Linked DNA regions of Homo sapiens: region 1 is linked to region 2. A link is an interaction called in ENCODE POLR2A ChIA-PET data of the cell type or tissue named here. Cell type or tissue: GM12878. All regions are shown on one strand. Each heading gives the region's core, and the rest is flanking DNA. Links, peaks and the distances in the headings are about the cores only.

Region 1 (5,797 bases), core at 268-5,267, 63 kb after region 2:
CCAGCAAGTGCTGTCGTCCTAAGACCAGGAGTTACCAAGGATTTGGAGTCATCTGTTGATACCTGGTGCAGGGAAGCCAATGCCATCCGCATCCCATGCACCTTTTCCTACTCCTTGGTGTGGACCTGGTATTCTCTGTCCTGAAGACCCTGTCTGTTCATCTGGAGCTCGCTCCCATCTTCCTACAACACCCTTGCCTGTCCTTCAGGGGCCAGCCCCAGTCCAACCCTTCAGGATGCCTTCCTGGTCAGACTAGGGGCTTTTTCAAGTTCCTGTAAGAGTTTAAGAGTTGGGATGCCAAAGTTGAGTCCTTGTTACTGTCGTCTTACATCCTACCCCTGGAAAATGTCTTGTGCTCACCACGATCATTAGTTCCCTAGGACAGGTGCCAAGTTCTTGGGTGTTTTCCTTACATCTATGTCTCACCAATGCAGAAACCTGGGAAAGGTGCACAGTCAGTGCTCAGGTAAAGGTTTGTTAGCTGACTGCCTGTAAGTGGGGGTAGTGCACACCCCAGCAAGAGATCACATAGACTTGGAGTCAGAACTTGTTCTCTGACCCTCTCTGCAGCCCCTACCATGAGGACCCATGAAGCTGCACCGAGCTTGGCCTCAGGAGTGGTTCATTGGATCAGAAAAGAGAAAAGCCTGGCTCCCTGGGAGGCCCTTTTCAAAAATTGGTGCCAAATGCACTCTGCCCTTAGATACGGTATTTACTGGGGCACGTAGCCAACACCTTCTGAGCACTAGGGACCTGGAATGTCACCATCCTGCCTTGGCCCAGGCCACAGGGTGGTAGCCGGTCCAGGGAACTGGAGGCTACATTTTTTTGTCTTACAGTAGGATGGTCCTTTTGGCAGAGGAAGAGGGGCCTCTCCATAGCAGACAGGAGAACTGGGGAGCTAGTGCTTAGCTGGGCACAGTTTCAGAGGCTTCAGCTTTTAGGGGCATCCTGACAAAGAATCACAGAATGGTGTTAATTTCAAAAACAAAATTAAACCACTGTTAAATTCCTTTTTTTTTTTTTTTTTTTAACAATAAAGTTCTTAACTCCCAGGTCCTACTGGTATTTTATATGGCATGATCCTTCTCAAGCTTGTGATCTTAAGACCCCTAGCCTGCTAAAGAGTAAACTTGGTGCCCTCTGGCATGACAGGGAGAACTGGGTCAAAGGCCTACCCTCCCCACCCTGGGGACTGGGCCTCCCTTGCCCACCCTGGGGACTAGAGGGGTGGGGGCAGCATTGGAATTTGGGTGGCAAATTTCCAAACCGAGAAACGCCACCTAATGGCCCTGCCTTGGCTGATCCACGGAGACAGCAATCCAGGCCTTCTGCTCATTTTAAAACCAGTGCACTAGCAAATCACAAAAGCCAGCTGGACTTAGACTGACCTTTTTCCTTTCTTTTTTGTCTTTTTGTTTTGGGGTGCCTGACCTTCCTCCTGTCCTGGCCTTCTTTCCCCAAAGAGAGAGAATCCAGTGCGGTAAGTGTTGGCACTCTGGAACCCGGAGGGGTGTTTGGGTGCTGGGAGGAGGTGGGACTCGGGGCTCCCAGAATCGCGGGCCTGAGACCAGTCAGTCGGTATCCAAAGCTGGCTTCTGGGTTCCCGCTTCTGCTCTGTGGGTTGTAACTAGGGATTTTGTTGTTTGTTTACTCTTGCTGAGCTGGGAGCTTCAGTGCTGATGTCTTAGTCCAGAGCCAGTGGCAGGGTGAGGGGTAGCTACTGTCATAAAATGGGAGCTGCTGTCGTCACCTGTTGAGAGTGACCTTCAGTTGTGGAAGCCCTTCCTCTCTCCAGGCTTTAGGTCTGCCATTTGTCAAATGAAGAGCTTGGGCTAAATGAGCTCTAACTCCGTTTCATATGAGAGGTGATACTCTGAGAGGTCAGCTGACCAGCCCTGGATCTTCCATTGCGAGGGGCTTTGTGGAGTCTCTGGGCTAAACCCAGGGCTAAGGACCCAGGTGTCCCATGTTCAGGGCCAAGGTTTTTACCACCCCCCTGCTAGGATGCCTCCTGTATGATCTTGCATCCTCCTCATTCCCTTCAAACGCCTGCAGTTTCTCCCTGCTCTGGGCTTTCACTCGATTTAAGAAAGTGCTAGCAGGCGAGCATTAAGGCCAGGCCGCCTGCGTGTCTGCCAGCTCTGAGATTTGTTGTAAATCTTTCTGATCACACTGAGGCTCCGAGGTTCTGTTTCAAGTGAATAAGCCTTCTGAATAAGCGCAGTGGAGTCTGGATAAAAAAAATCCTCCAGCGATTAGCAAAGCTATTTTATTCCTCATCGCTGTCCTTGTATCTGGGGCCATCTAATCTGTTAGGATGGCTTTGGTTATTACCTCGTGTTAAGTAGGACTTGGAAGGTCAGGCAGTTAACTAACCATCTAGACAGCAGCTTCCTTGCGCAGCTCTCTCCAATCCAGCCCTCCTTCCCTTCCTGGCCCTCCCCCTACCCAGGCTGACTTTTTAAACCTCCCATTAGCAGTGAGGCTGGCGTCCGTGGCCTCTTGACCCGCCTACATGCTCAGAAATCCAGGACCACATTTGGGCTGAGGAATGGCTAGGTACCTAAGAGAGGAGTCATTGAAGCTGAAAATCCATGTTCACTGCCTCGGTACTGATCCTCTAACAGTGGCATTTTTTCGGAGAGGCAGTTTGCCTAGATAGGCGGAGGCCTGGATTGGACATTTTAAGGCTGAGGTCTGGTCCCAGCTTTATGAGGCCCTGTGTAGTTCTCTTGGCCTCTCTGAGCCTCAGTTTCCTTATCCATACCATGGGAATAATTCCTGCTTGACCAACCTCTCAGCTTTGTTTCGGAAGACCCTTTATAACCTGACTGAGGATCCAGATTACCTGGCTAGCAGGGACCCACTTCAGTGGAATTGGAGGGGGAGTGGGAAGCCCAGCACTCTCTAAAGAGCATGAGTCTTTACCTCATCCTCATCCCTATTGGCTTCTGGCTTTGTGCCCCATCTGTGAAAGTTTTCTGCTAAAAGACCCCCCCTGGGAACCCCCAAGAGCTGGGCTGTTTACCATGCTCGCTGAGGTCCATGCATGGCACACATGGGCCTCAGGAAACTCCAGTGGGAATGAATCAAGATGCTGGGCAGAGGCAGCAGTGGGCAGGGCCGAGGCTGTGCGCATGGCATGTGGCGTGGTGACGGTGTCAGCGGCGGTGTAGACTGAAATAATCAGGCTTTGGAAACCAGGTTGTCAACAGATGAGGCCTACGGCAGGAAGGACAGGGCTGTGTCAGAGTGGGAGGGGGGATGGGGGGACGGGCTGGAAGCTGTCCCAGAGGGGTTAGTCTGGAGTCCAATTAGTGGTAGCTTCATTCATATTTCCTTGCCTAGCCGAAGCAATAAAAAATACTTAGTTTTTTGGCCGCCTGCCAGCCAGAGGCGGGCTGGATCGATGCCGCTAAATGCCTGACATGACTCTCCGGTAGCGGCGAGGGTTTTCAGCCTGACTGCATGAGAAGAAAGAGCTCGCTGTTCTCCCGAGCCGAGCACCGGGTCGCGAGGAGAAACACGAGCAGCCGCACGCCCCCTCCCCTGCCCGCCCGCCTGCAAGGGGCAGCCAGTGCGAGGGGCTGGAAGCATTTCTGCTTAGCACAGGGTGGCCACCACCGTCAGAGGAAATGAAATGAAATGACGGTGATTTTTCTGCCGGCGATTGCAGCAGCTAATTGAATTGTGGCTGTGCGCGCATCGCCACCGCTCCTGCACGGCTGTGGGGAAGGTTGAGCTGCAGTTCCATTATAACCTCCATTTTTTCTTCAAGGCTTGATAACTCTGCCATTTTAATTTGCTTCGGGCAGAAACTTGGCCGGGTAGGGCTGCCCAGAACCCGGCTTAGGAAAGGAAATTAAGTTCTGAGGCTGGTTGCCGCACTATTCCCACCGAATACTGCCCAGCCCCGTTCCCTCCAAGTGGCCCTTGCCCCTGAGCCACGCTTGGCCTCTGGGAAAGTGGAGAAGAGAAGGGAAGCCTCATTCCACTTGCCTTCTGATGCTCTTCTCTTCTGAACAGATGTCCCTCTGGGTCTCCATATGACCTCCTGTGTTGCATGGGGACTGGGACCTGGGATGGCCTGTCCTTTTCTTCCAGCTCCATCATAGCTGGACCATGAGCTCCTGGAGGGCAGGGATTGTATCTCATTCATTCTGCCACTCCTGGCCTGCAGCACCAGGGCTGACCCAGGGCAGCTGCTCGGAAATTGGTGGGTGGGTGAAGGTAAAGTTTGGACTCTTAGAAAGGAGTAAACCTCACCAATATCATAGAGGGGCATTGGTCCTGATATTAGTCTCTGGGCACAGAGGTTTGCTGGCAGGTGCCCTTGCCAGTTGCACTTCCCTCCCTGCTCCCCAGCTCGGTGGTAACAGCCACATGGTGATTTCTGACCACTATCAACCCCTAGGACTACTCCGTCATCTTCCCTCTTCCCAGGCCTCCCATCCCAAAGGCTTCTCATCCTCATTTGCTTTATAGTTGAGGGAGAACTCACGAAATTTTGGGGTTCCCTTTGTGCCACCTTCTGCTAGGGGAGCTTGGGCACATTCACCAACCTCTTGGGGTCTCCACTTGGTGATGGCTACAGAGGCAGTGACTGTCCCTGCCCTTGCTCCTTTCCCTGTCTGTCAGAGGGAAAGGCTTCATGACGTGGCATTTTTGTTTTTTTTACAACCCTGGTGTTTCTCCAGAGTTGCTGACAGCCTCACCGTGGAGGCGGGGGTGTTCACACAGAACGCTTGGCTGCTCATCTCCACTGGGAAGTTGGTGGCTGCCTGACGCCCTCCTTCCCTATCAATCTCCCCATTCCTGTCGGGCTCAGCAAATGAAGTATTGCTCATGGCCCCTGCCTGTCAGCTCAGATCCATCTTACAAGACTCAGTGCAAATTCCACTTATCCCTCCTTTGAGCAAATGAGTGTGGCAAGCGCGAGATGGGTGGTGAATGAGACCCAGGTGACCCTCGCCCTCACAGAGCGTAGTCCCACAGGCCAGAAGGCAGACGGCTTACTGCAGGGTTAATTATTTAATAGCAGTGCAGAGCTGCAAAAGAGAATTGGGGATGCGCCCAGGGCATCTCCCCGGGGACTCAGTCTCAGGGGAGTGGGGAAGGCTTCCCTGGCAAGGCTCTGATGGAGCCACGATCTGCAGGGCAGAGAGGAGTTCAGCTTCTCTTCCCTCCCCTGACCTCCGTGTCACCTGCACTTAGCTGTGTGCGGATGTGTGAATTGTTACACGCAGCAGAAAGTTTTAACCCCGAACCCTCTTTTTCCTTCCAGAATAACTCTGTGTCACCCTCGGAAAGCCTCCGGGCCAGTGAGAAGCACCGGGGCTCTGCGGACTACAGCATGGAAGCCAAGAAGCGGAAGGCGGAGGAGAAGGACAGCTTGAGCCGATACGTACGTCCAAGGCGCCATGGCACCACTGGGGTTTCTGTTGGGTAGGGCAGGGGGTGTCTGCAGGGCCCAAGCTGTGGCCAGGGTCTTCTTGTGGTTGGCAGTGAGTCAGAGAAGCACAGGTTGGCGATAGGGGACCCTATTGAGGAGAGCAGGGTGGGAACAGGGCTAGGGTGAAGTTCACACACGCTATGAGCATGCGAGCCACTGTGGGGCGGAGGTGGATGGGGAGGTCGTCCTAGCCTCCATGGGGTCTCTTCCCACAGACAGGCCAACAACCCCATGCTGCTGTCATGGTGCTGCCGGAATCCCACTTGGCTCTAAGGGGCTGCTCCCAGTGACCCCCAAAATGTGGACCCTATAGTCCTCTCAGTTGGCCTGAGGCATGCACTC
Region 2 (5,797 bases), core at 275-5,274:
GTCACTCAGGGCAGAGTGCAGTGGTATGATCACAGCTCACTGCAGCCTCTGTCTCTTGGACTCAAGCAATCCTCCTGCCTCAGCCTCCAGAGCAGCTGGGACTGCAGACACACATCACCATGCCCAGCTAATTTTTTTTTATTTTTTAGGAGAGATGGGGTCTCTTTATGTTGCCCAGGCTGTTCTCAAACTCCTGGGCTCAAGTGATCCTCCCACTTGTGTCTCTCAAAGTGCTGGGATTACAGGTGTGAATCACCACACCCAGCCCACAAATGGGGATTTTTAAAATTGTCTAAGAATGATCTTCTAAGGGTTGTTGTGAGAGCTGAGTGTGATCACACTTGTAGAGAGCTTAGCACGATGCCTGGCACATGGTAAGTGCTGAGCCAATACTACATAGTAATAGGTGCTCCATATCTTCTACATGCTTATTGGCTCTCTCTCTCTCTCTGGATCACTATAAATTGTGGTGATCAGAGAAAGCTTTCAAAGAAAAGTTAACATTGAACAAAGTCTGGATGACGCTGCAATATCAGGAGATGACTCTCTGAAAGGAGGAAGGGCGTGAGCAAAGGCAGTGAGGTCAGACAGTAGGATGCACAGGGACAGCTCTGGGAGATGAGCTTCACTGGCATAGAGTTTTTCAGAATAGTCCAGCATTCAATAGATAAATCTCAAAGAATGAGAAAAGTGGTCTTTATTCTGAAGCTTGAGTTGGCAGAAACAATTCACAAATCAGGAAAATTCCTTTGATGTGCCCTGCATTTAATTCTTGGCTCAGAAAAATGCCTCTGGAAAATAAGGTTGGCATTAGATCATCTTAACCCTTGATCTAAAACCCAGATCCCAGCTGAGAAGCTAGGCCTCCTGACTCCAAGTCCAGAGGCCACTCCACAGCCCTAGGAAAATCCCCGTGCAGTGGCTGACCTGGTTTTTTCTCCTTGTTGCCAAAGGCTCCATTTCTGGGTGACCACAGTTGCCCCTGGGGATAAGTCTTCTCTCCTATTTGCATTGGTAACTGCTCAAAGTCCCACCAAGACCTTGGCAACGTGCCACCCACATCGTCTCACACTGGCCCAATTGTTTGTGGCAAATGCCTCCCTTTTGAACTCTAGACCTTCTGGAGGAAACGGTTTCAATAGGAATAACTCCCAGCTCTCCCCAGTCTTGCCATCTGGACGTCTGGAATGGATCTTCCAGGATACATGGCTCTTTTGAAGGAAACGAATTCAATTGGTAATTGTGTTCCCATTTAATATGCCTAAGGAGTGGTCCTGTACTCTTGCTAGTACATTTTTTTTCATTCAACAAACACTTATTGATCTCCTACTGCAAATTAGACACTGGGCTGGGTGTGGGGGTGGGGAGGTGGAGAGAGTGGACGCTTTTTACAAAATGCCTTTGACCCAATAGAATAAGAAACACAATAGAGATAGGCACCAAAATCTATGGGAGCCCAGCAAAAGGGACAGTAAATTGTACCTGGCAAGTCCAGAAGGCTCAGAAAGGAGACTGGGCCACCAGGCACTGAAGAGAATGACCCTGCAGAAATTTAGGGGGGTCCTACACTTATTCCAAAGAGGAGGCTCACAGTAGTCCTGGACAAGTTTAGGATGCACACAATGAAACATGAATCCACTGAACAGACATTTTAATATGGGACCTGCTGCTTCTCAGGCACAGAGCTGGATGACTGAGGTCTCCCGAAAGGAATGAGGCATAGCCCCTGCCCTCAAATTGCTTACTGTTTGGTTATGCAGGTTAAGGTCTGAGCACTGATTATTCTACCTCACAGCCCAACCGCAGCATTCACATTGCCTTAGAAACCCTACTAAAGTTCTTCCAAGTGGATATAGCAAAATATTCTCAGGAACCAGGGGGGCCCAGGGCAGGCTTGCTGGAGGAGGTGGCAGAACCGGGCTCTGGAGAGATGGAGTGGTGGAGAGCAGGGAGGCAGGGGCAGTGGCACACACAGGCAGGTGACCACAGAGCCAAGTCACAGGCACAGCCACACACACACGTGTCCCAACAGGAAGGAAGGTCTGTCTGAAATAACGGGGGCAAAGCTGGGGTGGTGGGGTGAAGAGATATGGTATGGGCCTGAGGTCACCAATGTCATCACCACCTTTTGCTTGGCCTTTTGTTTGGTTCTTTCTCTGGATCCCACCTTTCAGCAGGCTTTTTCTTCCGAATAGACCACTTCTATTAAGCAATGATCTGTGTGTTTTCCCACAGAATAACCAGTGTTGGCTCAGTTATTATTATTCTAGCCAAAAAGAAAAAGAACACTTTCTGAACATTTCACTCTGGAGCTCCAGACTCTTCCATGGCTCCCCGTTACCCTCAGAATAAAGCCCAGCATGTGAGGCCGTTGACCACCTAGCCCCTCAGCTCTCTGCTAGGCCTTGCTGAAGTACTTGTGATTCTCCAGACCTGCATATGTGCCCCTCTCCACATGGAAGCTTCTCTTCCCAACCTCAGTATCTTCTCTTCTCTCTGGGCTCAAACCTTAATGCTTCCTCCAGGCAGTGTTGCTGACCCACGGATACAGTCTCATTGCTGAGCTCTGATCACTCTGTGTGGTCATGGTTCATTTGCTTGTCTGTCTCCCTCAGGGGGCTGTAAACACCCGGCAGGTGGGGACTCGCATCCAACCTCCAGTGGCCAGCACTGTGGGATATAGAAAAACTCAATAAAGTTTGAGTAGTGAGCAAGTGAGCACATGAGTGAATGTGAAGTGTCATTTCTGGTTGACCGTGGAGTCACATCACAGAAGAAGGTAGCAGGCATTCACCAAGCTTCAGAAAGGCGTGGAAAGAACCTATAGATTACACATGAAACCATCCTCACAGCTGCCAGACCACAGATGCCTGGCACAGGCACTGGGGAGACAGTGGGGATTTTGCACATGGGAGGGACAAGCCTTTTCCAGCCATATCTCGTTAGATAATTTGCCCAAATCACACTTGTTGTGAGAAGCGGGGTTGAGATGCCCCAAGTCTCTTGGGCTTGGGGGCTCCTGCTCTCTGCAGTGCCCCAAGAGATGCTGGCTGCTGAGGGAAGGAGGAATCTCCCCAGGCAGAGGTTACCTTGTGCCCCTCTGGAGTTTGCCCACCCTGGGGCTCTACCCTAGAATGCTCCCCTAGCACCCTCTCCCCATGCCATCCCTTAACCAGCTAGCTCCTCCCACCCTTCAGCAAATACACCCTGCCTCAGGGATCTGTTCATATCTGGTTAGCCCTTATGCACCCCCTGTCCCAGTCAAGAGGGCTGGGCAGATGGTGGAAGCACCAGCCAGGTGGTACTCACTTCTCTCATGGGTGCTTTTCCCATCCTCTCTCTCTCTCTCTCTCAATATTTCTACCTTCTGGGCACAGACAGGAGGCAGGATCAGTATTTCTGATTCCTCATGAGATGAGGTCCTTCTGATCCCTCCCACGTTCTAAACCCCCATCCCTTACATTGTCACCACCAACAGCAAGTATTAATTGTGCACCTATGGTGTGCCAGCCACTGGGGACCCAGACACACCCCAAACTCAGTCCCTGCTTTTGACGGGTTTGAAGAGACAACATGAAGGATGAAACTGTCATTAAATAACTTGCACAGGAGTCCCAAGTAGGATGGGGGGCAAAGGGGTCCCTGGTACTGAAATTTAGAGGGTACCAAAATGTAAAAAATGACATTTATTATTTATTTATTATTTTATTGATTTTGAGATGGAGTCTCACTCTGTCACCCAGACTGAAGTACAGTAGTGCAATCTCGGCTCACTGCAACCTCTGCCTTCCGAGTTCAAGAGATTCTCATGCCTCAGCCTCCCAAGCAGCTGGTAGCTGGGATTATAGGTGTGTGCCATGACACCCAGCTAATTTTTGTGGGTTTCTTTTTTTTTTTTTTTTTTTTTTTTGTAGAGACAGAGTTTCACCATGTTGGCCAGGCTGGTCTCAAACTCCAGGCTAGTCTCGAATTCCTGACTTCAAGTGATCCTCCCGTCTCGGCCTCCCAAATTGCTGGGACTACAGGTGTGAGCCACCACACCTGGCTAGGAATGACTTTTAAACATTGAACACATTTCTCAGCCCTCCTTTTTAACTCCCATGCCAGTCTATGGAGAGGACTGGGTAGGTGACCAGTTGGCTGGAGGCAACCTCCCTCCCATTCCATGTGGCCATGGACCCAAGGGTGCAACTCGTGCTTGGTGTCCCAGGCACCTACATTGTTGGCTTTGGCTACCACTGAGCTCAACAGTGAGCTGCTTGGTGTGCATATACAGCTCATCACAGAACCAAACTCGATCATCCTGAGAGGCAGGGAGGATCTCCCTGCTTTAGCTTGAGTGTTTGTCCAAGTGAGTGGAGCAGCAGAGATTTGTTTCCAGGTCTGAGAGACCCTGAAGCCAGGGCTGTGGCATCCACTGTCTAGTTTTGACCCTCACAGTGGTCCAGCTGGGGAGGCTGAGCAGATGGACATATTCTCACCTGGCAACTCATCGATGGGGTTCTCCACTGTTAAAAATAGACAATATCACCATTTTCAGGGGATGTCAAAGGCTTGCAAAGACAGACATCCATCCCTCGTTGACCAGCCATGCAACATCATGGATAGTGGTTGCTTTGTGGGCAAAACCCCTGGCCTTGGGGCTAAGGATAAGGAGGGGCAAAGGAAGAAGGAGAGTCCCTATTTTCCTCTCCGTCCCCATCTTGCCTCTCCATACTTCTAATCCTCCCCCACTCCAACCCACCACTAGCCACACTCATTCATTCATTCATCCATTCACTCCTAGTGAGCACCACTCTGTGCCAGATACTTACCTAGCTCAATCCTCAACATCAAGGAGCACTTTGTTATTACCTCCATTCCACAGAAAAGAAAACGGAGGCTTAGAGGTTAATTATCATCCAAGGTCGTGCAATTAGCAGGGGATGGGATTCCAACTTAGGGTCCAATTGTGAAGTTCTTTGAGCCATATTCCCACAGGAGGGCTCCCATCTGCTCCTGCCCTCAGTTATTCAGCCGTCCTAACAGGAAAGGAGCCTGGGAGCTAGGTGAGCTAGGTGTCCGTTAGGAGAAGTTTCCAGAATGCAGGGCTCCTCTTTTTCCTCCTCAGGCTTTTGCCAGCCCCACATCCCTGAGGCAAGTCCCTCGGCCTCCCTTGGGTTCCCCTTTCCTGGACCAAGAACACTTACTGGAGCATGCCAGAGAGGACTAATTAACAGTCTGCAGAGGGCTTGGAAGGTGAAAAGCAGCCTTCAAGTGGCAGCCTATTATCCCTAAGCTTCACATATGAAATAATGAAATTCCAGGTTCCAAATGGAGAGGAAAAAGTCCTTAACAAGGTGATAAAGGGAGGCAGCTAAGGGCCAGGTAGAGGGGAGGGTGGTGAGTTCATTCTCACCTTTCCCATGCAGGCCCCAATAGGCCCTGGGCTAAAAGTGTGGGGTCTGGGTCAGCCGCTGCTCCAGGCAACAACCTGCATCCTGGAGGAAGGAGAGCCAGCTTCCCACAGGATCCAGAGGCAGGTGGTAAAGTTGGAAGGGGCAGTTCTAGGAAGGAGGAGCCCTGGGTTCTAGTCCCCACACTGTCACTGACCTGATTCCTGACCCTGGAGGGCTCCTGCCCTCTCTGGACTCTGTTGACCCAAGAATTGACCCACGGAGTTCCAGCCCCACCCCCAAATATGGATGTCCCTTGAGGATGGGGGCTTGGCTTCGCTCCCACTGTGTTCCTGGCATGAAGTACCAAGCCCAGTACCAAGCAAGGGATCAGTAACTTTGCTGATGAGCAGCTGACTCTG

The links. Peaks named below come from ENCODE experiments on the same cell type or tissue, not always from the same donor. Only the 100,000 strongest peaks of a DNase experiment are listed, where the experiment ranks them.
Region 1: POLR2A ChIA-PET joins it to region 2 with 9 read pairs; 2 of 35 experiments call an interaction of 5 or more read pairs at or near these places.

What each region holds. Positions count from the first base shown.
Region 1 is chr15:70,060,140-70,065,936 of GRCh38, reverse strand. TLE3 (TLE family member 3, transcriptional corepressor) reads left to right here. Exons shown (of 20, transcript NM_001105192.3): 8 at 1,467-1,483; 9 at 5,288-5,407. Among named protein-coding and RNA genes, the nearest start is that of MIR629, 16 kb to the left of the region's middle. In GM12878, for the core only: no CTCF peak of the experiment used is centred there; no DNase peak of the experiment used is centred there.
Region 2 is chr15:70,122,742-70,128,538 of GRCh38, reverse strand. No RefSeq gene overlaps it. Among named protein-coding and RNA genes, the nearest start is that of TLE3, 28 kb to the right of the region's middle. RefSeq lists enhancers at 2,695-2,744, 2,755-2,934. In GM12878, for the core only: no CTCF peak of the experiment used is centred there; DNase peaks (open chromatin) are centred at 1,023 and 2,767.